Linked DNA regions of Homo sapiens: region 1 is linked to region 2. A link is a loop called in an ENCODE intact Hi-C map of the cell type or tissue named here. Cell type or tissue: CD4-positive, alpha-beta T cell. All regions are shown on one strand.

What was found. Peaks named below come from ENCODE experiments on the same cell type or tissue, not always from the same donor. Only the 100,000 strongest peaks of a DNase experiment are listed, where the experiment ranks them.
Region 1: it touches region 2 in a loop (2.2-fold over the local background); 7 of 110 quality-filtered maps call a loop at or near these places.

The regions. Positions count from the first base shown.
Region 1 is chr13:98,885,145-98,890,144 of GRCh38, forward strand. It overlaps DOCK9 (dedicator of cytokinesis 9), which reads right to left. Exons shown (of 53, transcript NM_001366683.2): 16 at 3,488-3,567; 17 at 3,216-3,403; 18 at 3,014-3,079; 19 at 1,388-1,480; 20 at 564-687. Among named protein-coding and RNA genes, the nearest start is that of DOCK9-AS1, 56 kb to the left of the region's middle. In CD4-positive, alpha-beta T cell, no CTCF peak of the experiment used is centred here; no DNase peak of the experiment used is centred here.
Region 2 is chr13:99,076,325-99,081,324 of GRCh38, forward strand. It overlaps a transcript of DOCK9 not described here. Among named protein-coding and RNA genes, the nearest start is that of DOCK9-DT, 7.9 kb to the right of the region's middle. In CD4-positive, alpha-beta T cell, a CTCF peak has its summit at 2,350; a DNase peak (open chromatin) is centred at 1,907; H3K4me3 peaks cover 108 bases; H3K27ac peaks cover 1,216 bases.

The sequences.
Region 1 (5,000 bases), 190 kb before region 2:
ACTTATGAAAGCAAGCCAATGTAAAACCGTCTGATTTTTAAGAACTTTTCCTATCAATTAGAGTAAGAAATTTAAAATGCCCTAAATGTAATCTCTGCAGAACATTGTCTACAATGTACTTAGGCCTTTTCGGGGTTAGAATTCTACAATCTTCTTTTATAAAAATGTACATATGCAGGCTGGGCATGGTGGCTCACACCTGTAATCCCAGCATTTTGGGAGGCAGAGGTGGGCAGACTGCTTGAGCTCACGAGTTCGAGACCAGCCTGGGCAACATGGCGAAATCCCGTCTCTACAAAAAAATACAAAAATTAGCCAGTGGGTGTGGTGCGTGCCTGTAGTCCCAGCTATTCAGGAGGCTGAGGTGGAAGGACAGCTTGAGCTCAAAAATTAAAAAAAAAAAAAAAAATTACATATGCAACCCAGACATGCTACATATCCGTTACCTATAAAATTCATTTAAAGATCCCTTTGCAAAAAGATGGAAATTCAGAATCTTAATACAATTTAAGAACCTAATGTTTCAATTATTTAAAATCAAAGGAATGGTAAGCCCCCCCAACCTTGGGTTTCAACGACATCCCTCTTCTTCGTGCTTCCTTTACTTGAGTTGTCACAGCTGACATGGAAGAATGTGAGCAACAGGTGGTGCTTTTCATGCAGCTGAGTGGGCAACTCTATTTTAATCTGCAAGGGAAGACAAAATAACAACAAAATATTCTAAAAACACAGAAACTCTCAGTGGAAGCAGAGACAGTATGTGTTACCCAACGCATAAACGTGCACTTGTTCTCCGAGCGGATATTAACATTTGCACTCAAAGATACTGAGACTATAAATTGTGCCAAGCAAGAAATGAATCCTGAATTCACCACTCAGAAACAGGAAGAGAGTTGATGGTATTTCTAGGAAGAACTGGAAAACACAGGACAGTAACTGCTACGCTAAGTTACCACAGCCAAGGCATTATGAAGAACCAGGATAGAACATTCCCAAGTAGCATGCATACAGTGGTTTCAATGAATTACATTATATTTTATGTAAGCAAACCCAATGATAAGAAAGAAAGATTCTCAGGTCCAACAAATGTAACTAAAGTATGAATTTGATAGGAAATATACCAGAATATTAATTGTGGTAGTGATAGTGGGATTATGACTTTTTCTTTTCTGTATTATCTGCATTATCCAAATTTCTATTTCTTTTAATAATGAAAATGTTACATTTACAATCAGAATATATAAAAGAAATACTTCAACATGCAGTTCTAGCTCTGTAATTTCAGTGTAATATGCAGCTTCTCTTGAATTTTCCTTTACCAGGCAAATACATTAAAGTTTCCCTTAAAACTGGTCAAATTCGGTTTTCCCTTAAAAACATCACTTACCTCATCATAAAATTCTGGGTTTTGGTGATGGTGTAAAACTGCAGCAAAGGCGCTTCTTGTGAAAACTGGCCCACCAGGTCTGCCATAAATGCACTAAAATAAGAGTTACCAAAGGGAAACATCACGGTTCGATTAAGTAAGAAATTAAACTTGGATATATCGTAAAGGAGGAGGCATTCCTACGGCATAGACTTAGCATCGCCACCTCTGATGGGCCCCAGGCCTGTGAGCCCCGGACTGCTGGGTCCTGCCCACCTTCCAGCTTGCCTTGAAGCCCATCTGCCTGCTCCCCTTCCTGCCCTTCCAGGTCACAGCCCTGGATGATGCCTTGCTCACTGTTCCCTTTCACATTTCCATGCCTTTTCTTATGCAATTCTTCTGTCCAAATAACCTTCGCTTCTGCATGCATCAAGAAAACGCTCAAGCATTCTTCAAGAAATTGTCAACTCCTTCCATGTGTCCCCTCAGCATTTTTCTGTATTAATTTTCAGTTTTGTCCAAAACTTCATTTCATACCATCTGTCCACCAAGATCTTTTTCTCCACGACTGTTTTTCCCACTTGACTGAATTTCTTGAGGACAGATACTATATTTTATATATATATATATATATTTTTTTTTTTTTTTTTTTTTTTTGCATCTTTGTCTCCTTCTCCTCTTAGGAAGTCACTTTAACATAGTCACAGTAAAACAATTTGGGTTATGGAGCTAGACTGCCCGGGTTTGAATCTTGGTTCCACTAATGTTTTACCTTAGGCAAAAAATTCTGCACTACTCCCCTCACCTAAAACATATGGATAATAGGCCGGGTGGGGTGGCTCACGCCTGTAATCCCAGCATTTTGGGAGGCCAAGGTGGGCAGATCACACGGTCAGGAGATCGAGACCATCCTGGCTAACATGGTGAAACCCCGTCTCTACTAAAAATACAAAAAATTAGCGGGGTGTGGTGGCAGGCTCCTGTAGTCCCAGCTACTCGGGAGGCTGAGGCAGGAGAATGGCATGAACCTGGGAGGCAGTGCTTGCAGTGAGCCGAGATCACACCACTGCACTCCAGCCTGGGCGACAGAGCGAGACTCCATCTCAAAAAAAAAAAAAAAAAAAAAAAAAAGGATAATAATAATACTTAACTCAAAAGACTACTGAGAACCAAAAGAGTTAAACACACACTAGAGCAGTGCCTGGAGTACAAACAGCTTTCAATAAAAGTTACCTATAATCTACTGCTATTATTATTACTATACTGTAGTAAACATTTAATAAAATTATCAATTGTTGATCAGTTATTATTATTTCTATGATCAACATTATTCATATCCTAATTCTTAGCACCCACAGTATGAGCACTTGGCTCATAGGTGAACAGTAAGTGTTTGCTGAATTGAGTGTGTATAAGAAACTCTGATCCTTAAAAAGAATAAAAAACAGTCAATTAGGAGCCAGAACCTAAATATTCCATATTCGATAAGATTGAGTATATATGTTTATACATTGTAACATTATATATTTTTGATTTGTGTCAATTAAAATGTGCTAAACTGTTGTAGTTGTACGGTATCATGAAAGTGCATTTTGAAAATGGAAAAATCAGAATTCGTAGGTGAACATATATTAAAAAAAAACAAACCTTAAGGGGCTGAGAGTCTTCCTCATCTGAATCTTTGAATTCAATGCAAATCGCAATATTTCTAGCCTGCAGCAATAAACAAAACAGAATAAGAAAAAACAACAGAAAGTCAGACTATGTAAGTATTTATAAAAGAACATGGGACGCTGAATCTAAAGGGAGGGTTTGACATCAAGAATGAAACCTCCATCTTCACACTCACCTTGGCAAAAGACTTCTGACTGTCGTATTTCAAGTACTTAGGATAAACGTAAAGGTGATTGGTGTAGATGGTGTAAGGCTGAGTGTGTTTTGGTATGCAGGGCACAAATTCCTCCACTTCAAACGTGATGGGAGTTTTACTGCAGGTTTCAAATTGTTTTGTGGGAATGTATGATGAATTAACATAATCTGCAAAGATATTCAAAATAACTCAAACTGAAGTAAAACCCAAACTAATAAAAATTCTGTCTATTATGTAGAACTGACACTTACTAGGGAAGTCTGAGGAAACATTATCAATTGTAATGTCTAGATTGCCTAAAATCACTGGGAGCTTAGCCATCTTCTCAGGTCTGCAAACAAAAGAAGAGAAAAATTAAACATTCGTAAGTTAACTCTAAAACCGACACTCTAGAGCAGCACTTCCAAGAGAAATATAAAGCAAGCCATAAAGACAATTTTAAACATTCTAGTAGCCTCATGAAAAACAGCAAACAGGAACTGGTAACATTAATTTTAATAATATACTTCACTCAACCCAATAGGTCCAAAATATTACCATGTCAGTATTTAATCAGTATAAAAAATGTGTACTCTAAGTCTTTAAAACCAGATATGTATTACTGGTTTTATACTTAAAGCACATCTCAATTCAGACGTCCTGTATTTCACAGGACAGCCACACATGGCTAGTGGCTGCGCACTACACAGTACAGGTCTAGATAAAGAATATCAGCAAAACAGTTACAGCTCAAGTGTTCCTGAATCACTCCAGCCTCACCATAAATATTTGGCTCATTTAGAATCATCACCATTTGGGGGAGCTAAGCTATGAGGATGCAAAGGCAGTAGAATGATACAATGAACTTTGGCGACTTGTGGGAAAGGGTGGGAGTGGGGTGAGGGAAAAAAGACTACACATTGGGTACAGTGTACACTGCTCGGGTGATGGGTGCACCAAAATCACAGAAATCACCACTAAAGAACTTATTCATGTAAGCAAACACCACCTGTTCTCCAAAAACCTATTGAAATAAAAAATAAAATAAAACATACAATCATCACCATCAGGAACTAGAAATCATCTTAGGCTCCAGTGTCCAGCACAATGCTGGGTTCAGAGTCGAAGCTCACTGAAATTGTTGTATTAATATTTGTTCTGACTCAATCCAATATAGGAATCCCCTGTGACACTCCTGACAAGTGCTGCTACTGCCTCACCCTTCCTAGTGACAATGAGACTTCTGATTCAGCGGTTTTGACACTAGTCTGCTCTTGCTCATAGCATAGTGAAATTCACCTCCCTGAAACTTCTACTCACCAAGGGGTCTAGCGATGTTCCTCTATCTTTCAACCACCTATACTACACATTCTGAAGCCCTCTATTCTCAGCACTTTTGCACCTGCCCCAATGTCATTCTCTCCCAGAAGAACCTGCCATTTATATTACAGAGCCTGGAACTGCATACATCTGGCCAGTGTGGGTGCACAGCTGGGTGCACAGCCTCTGTCTGGTTTTCAACAATATACCTGTCTATTAACACAGCCTCAAAGCTATTACTTTTAGGTAGCCATACCATCCTAGTGACTCACAGGAAATTTACAGTCACCTAAAATTCCTACATCTTTTTTCACATGCTTATTTCTTTGTCCTTTATTTATATAATTATATTTTTGGACCTCAGAAGAGAATTTAATTTTTGTCTTGCTGAAATTTCATCGTATTGTGTTTGAGCTATTTCTAGTTTATCAAAGTCCTCCTAGATCCAGATTTTACCACCTACTG
Region 2 (5,000 bases):
CAGTGTCTTCTTTTACACATTGGAGCTCTATGGAATTGGTGAAAACAAATGGTCCTAACATAGAAAATTAATCTTATACATTTTGTACAAGATGTGTGGCTGCTTTAAAATCCTATGCAAAGATCCCCATACGGATTTACAGACAATCTGAACAGCTTTTCCTAAACTAAAACAAACACAGAACCAGCCTCAAAGTGATACACATTCTGATGTGCAAAAATATTGGCAAATTAGTCATATGTAGCAATGAGAAACTCATGATATGATAGAGCCTGTGCATTAGGAAAATTAATCTGGCAGCAGGAGGTAAACTGGGATGAAATAAATAGAAATGGGTGCAGGGAAGAGAAATTAGAGGTAATAGGAAATACGAAAAGGATAAAATGAAGATATAGAGTCAGATGTAGCATCTTCAGGGTTTGTTCATTCATCCAAAAAATATGACTGAGCCCCTGCTATGCACCAGGCCCTGCGAAAACCACGGTGAACCAACAGTCCAGGGAGGGAAAAAGACATTAAGCAAATGTACAAAAATAAATAAATAAATAAATTGTGATAAGTGGTCAAAGGAAAGGAACAGGCAGTGCATGCTTTAGTTTGGGTGGATAGGCCAGGACATGCGAGTACAGTTTCAAAGGCCAGAGAGAGTGGCCTGGCAACTGAGAGGGGTGGCCAGGGGTCATGATTATTCCAGGCAGAAGTGAGAGCTTTTTACCTCCTGGAGTATGAGAGAGGCTGGCATACATGGGAGGGTGGTGTCTGATAAGGAGAGAGCCTTATGGTCCAAGGGAAATAGTTTGTATCCCAAGGGCAATGGGAAATACTAATGTCTTCAGGGTTTAGAATTGAACCTATAAGGATGGATTAATTACGGTAGCAAAGAAACCAGATAAGAAGGATCCTATCCCCTATGATATGGTTTGGCTCTGTGTCCCCACCCAAATCCCCAGTGTTGGAGGAGGGGCCTGGTGGAAGGCGACTGAATCATGGGGGCAGACTTCCCCCTTACTGTTCTCATGATAGAGTTCTCATGAGATCTGGTTGTTTAAAAGTGTGTAGCACCTCTCCCTTTGCTCTTCCCTTTTCTTGCCAGCCATGTGGAGATGTGCCTGTTTCCCCTTCACCTTCTGCCATGATTGTAAGTTTCCTGAGGCCTCTCCAGAAGCAGAAACCTGTACAGCCTGCAGAACCATAAGCCAATTAAACCTCTTTTCTTTATAAATTACCCAATCTCAGGTATGCCTTTATTGCAGTGCAAAAATGGACTAATACACCCTACTACTGCACAGACCAGGAAAGAAAGGAGACAGGAAAGGGGATGCCAGGTTGCAGCAGGCATCAGTGCTGCTCACCAAAGATGTGAGTCCTCCTTGCAGACACATAGAAAGGACTGTACTTCCCTGCTCCTGGAGTTCGGTGCTGCCATGTGATTTGCTTTTGCCACACAGACCTGCCACATTCAAGATGGGGGCTGTCCCATCAACTGAGGTCCCAGGACAATATGGAACTAGGCTCCCAGCCCACACTCAATGGAGAGGTAGCGTGTGGAAGAAATAAACCTTTCTGTTCTAAGCCACTGAGATCTGGGAGTCCTTGGCCCATAACGACTGATTCATGACAGAAAGTAACGAATGTAGTGGTTCTTGAATGAGGAAGGCAAAGGAGATAAACAGAAGAGACACAGGAGGAGTTACAGATTTCATAGTTGGTGATGAAATGACACTCCCCACTAAAACAAGAATGTAAAAAGGACAACCTAACTTGGGATGAAAAGTGGCAATTTATGTTTCATAGATGCTGAACTTAAGGAGCTGGTAGGACAGCCAAGTAGAAGAGTCAGGCAGGAAAACAGAAAAGCAGGTCTAGGGCGGGGCACAACATGCGGTAGAAGCGGGGAGAATCAGAACTGAGATAAAACTGTGGAAATTGCAAAGAGGTGGTGCCCCCCTTCGGAGTGAAGGGAAACAATTAAATTCTATAAACCAGTGGTGGAGAAGAGACCCTTTAGGAATGCCCCTTTGTGGTGACTACAACAAAAAGAGTGAAGAAGATAAAGGAACAGACATCAGAGAAGGAGGAGGAGATGCAGGAGAATCCTGTTCCACAGAACGGAAGAGGGTGCTTAGTCGTATGGGGTGAGCCCTGAGAGGCCGCCCCACACTAAGGACATGAGCAGGTCACAGGGATAGGGAGCTGTGGATGGTGAGGAAGCAGAGGCAGACCAGCCAGTGTAGAAGTAAAGATAAGAGCTGGGTCAGTAGAGCCAAGAAGCCCCAGGCCAGGGAATAGCCAAGGGCAGAGCCTGTGACAGATAGCCTCCGGCATCTCAGAAACTCCCAGCCCTCCTCTCTCCACCACTTGCTAAGTTCTGAGCAACTTTTTAAAATTGCAGAAGCTCAAATATACAACAGGAAGAAAAAGAACTATCTCTCAGGAGTAAGTGGCTTCGCTCTGAGGGCTCCAATTATCACAGCACATTCTCAAATCATTTTCCTGTCAATATTGACCAAAGTGATAAAAGTAATACATGTCAACTGTAGAAATCTGGGAAGGACAGAAAATCGGAAGAAAAAAAAGTGAACTTCCCATCACCCCACATCCAGAGAACCACTGTTAACATTCTGCATTCTGGTTTATGTTAAAGACTAAACACAGATAGGTCAGGCCGATAGCCAGTCAACGAATGTATATAAGAGATTTATGCTAAAGAAAAATAATTTTATGACAGGTACACTTTTAAAACCTCATTCTTATCAAACCTACATTCCATACTGTACAGTACAGCTTATGTCCATGTGAATGCGGCCGTGGAGTTGCAGAATGGGGTAGCCCTCCAAGCAAAAAGTTTAACTTAACACTATGACCAAGAGATCTCTATAGACAAATAGCTACAGGGCAAATATTGTTTCTAAGCTTACTGTTTGACTTTTGTATGGTACTTACAGAGACAGACATTTAGTGTTAACATGGGGAGGCAACAGGCAGAGTGGCTAGGAGCTCAGGGTGTGAAGTTACAGTGCCAAGCTTCAAGACTCAGCCCCCATACCTACACCTGTGACCTCGAGGTAACGTAACCTGTGTGTGAAGCCTTCAGATGCATTCTAGGGCATCATAGGTGGTCAATAAATGCTGGCTCCAGAAATATTTAGTCAAGATAATCAATCTTCTCCTTTAGTAACATAATAAGAGCTTGCATTTGCTAAGCACTCACTATTAACTACTTCACATGCATTATCTTACTTAATCTTTACTTTTAAAAAACTCTGTAAGATAATACCTACCAATCCCAATACTCAGATGAGCAAACTGAGACTCGGGCAACGTATGTTGCTCGAAGTCCTCAGCCAATCAGTGGCAAAGCCAAGGCTCACCTCCAAAGCCCAGGTCCAACTGGTTTCTTCCTGAAATTTCATACTTCAAAAATCCCTCTCCAGGCCGGGCGTGGTGGCTCATGCCTGTAATCCCTGCACTTTGGGATGCCGAAGTGGGTGAATCATTTGAGGTCAGGAGTTCAAGACCAGCCTGGCCAACATGGTGAAACCCCGTCTCTACTAAAATTACAAAAATTAGCCGGGTGTGGTGGCACACGCCTGTAATTCCAGCTACCTGGGAGGCTGAAGCAGGAGAATCACTTGAGCCCGGAAGGCAGAGGTTGCAGTGAGCCAAGATTGCACCACTGCACTCCAGCCTGGGTGACAGAGTGAGACTCCATCTCAGATAAATAAATAAATACATAAATATCCCTCTCCAGTCTTACATGATTATTTCCCCATGTTTTATGTGGTTTCTTTTATTTTACAAATAACTCTTATATTTCACTATAATTTATTTCAGTATGTTCTGTAAGGTAGGGCTCCAACATTATTATTTGTAACACCATTTACTGAATGGTAACTCACCATATCCGACTACTGCTCTCATGATACCTAAGTGCCTACACACACACAGGCCTGTTACTGGATTTTCCCTTCCACGTCACACCTCCCATCCCATTCTTGGGCCTGCCTGACAGAAAACAGTCACATTATTTACTCTCAGGATTACACTTAGGGAAGGTCTCTCTAGGAAGCATATGTTCATGGCTGGTTTGAACTTCTTTCCTGAAATAGTTTCAAAAAGACAAAGGAAAAAAAATCTATTTCAGGATGTGTTCTCAGCCAATCAATGAAATTGTTCCCAAAGTTGGCAACTGTAATTTCTCAAAACCTCTCTCCCTTCCTCCAAAAACTTGCTCTTCTTTGCCCAAGCCGCTCTGCTCCTTCTTGGTCCTACCTGAGCATACTAAGCATTTGCTCAATTTCTTATTCTTTCCTAGAAAAAAAGGATAAAAGTCTTCCTTATCTCTGCATCTTCCAGGTCCAGTTTAATTCTTAATAAATTCTTTCCCGAATACACTGGTTCTGTGCTTTCATCTTCCTCTGGTCACTGAACCACGTTTGACTCTTTCCATGGTGTGCCTTAGTACTGTTAGTCACCTTAGAGTAGGTGACTGACCCGTCCACCTGTTTAGATCATAAACCCTACACGGGCAAGGGCCTACTCTGACATGGTATCATGTTCTTAGCACCCAGCAGGGAGCCCTGCCCCAGGGTCGGCCCTCAGTAAATGTGGACAGTGATTTCACAGTTCCTTCCCTCCCTGTTCAAACTCAAGGCCTCACTAATGTCCTCCTGACAGTGTACTAATAATCAAAAGGACTAGAAGCCAAAGGAATGGAACCTGCTGTTAATGATATAGTCCAAGATGGGCCTCCACCCTGCTTCCGATATTTTGGGACATTTCTGTTTTCTCCACTGGAGGGTGGAGAAAAACAGTGCAGAGAAGCCCTGGCCAGTTCAGTTATCAGCTTACTGACATCTGATTTTAAATTATAGCCAAAAACGAGATTTTACCTTACTTGAGAATTTCAAAGAACACCATTACCGGGGTCTCACGTTACCTCCGACAGCACTGGAATCTTGAGCTGAATAAACGGGGCAGTGAGGGAAGCCTCAGGCAGA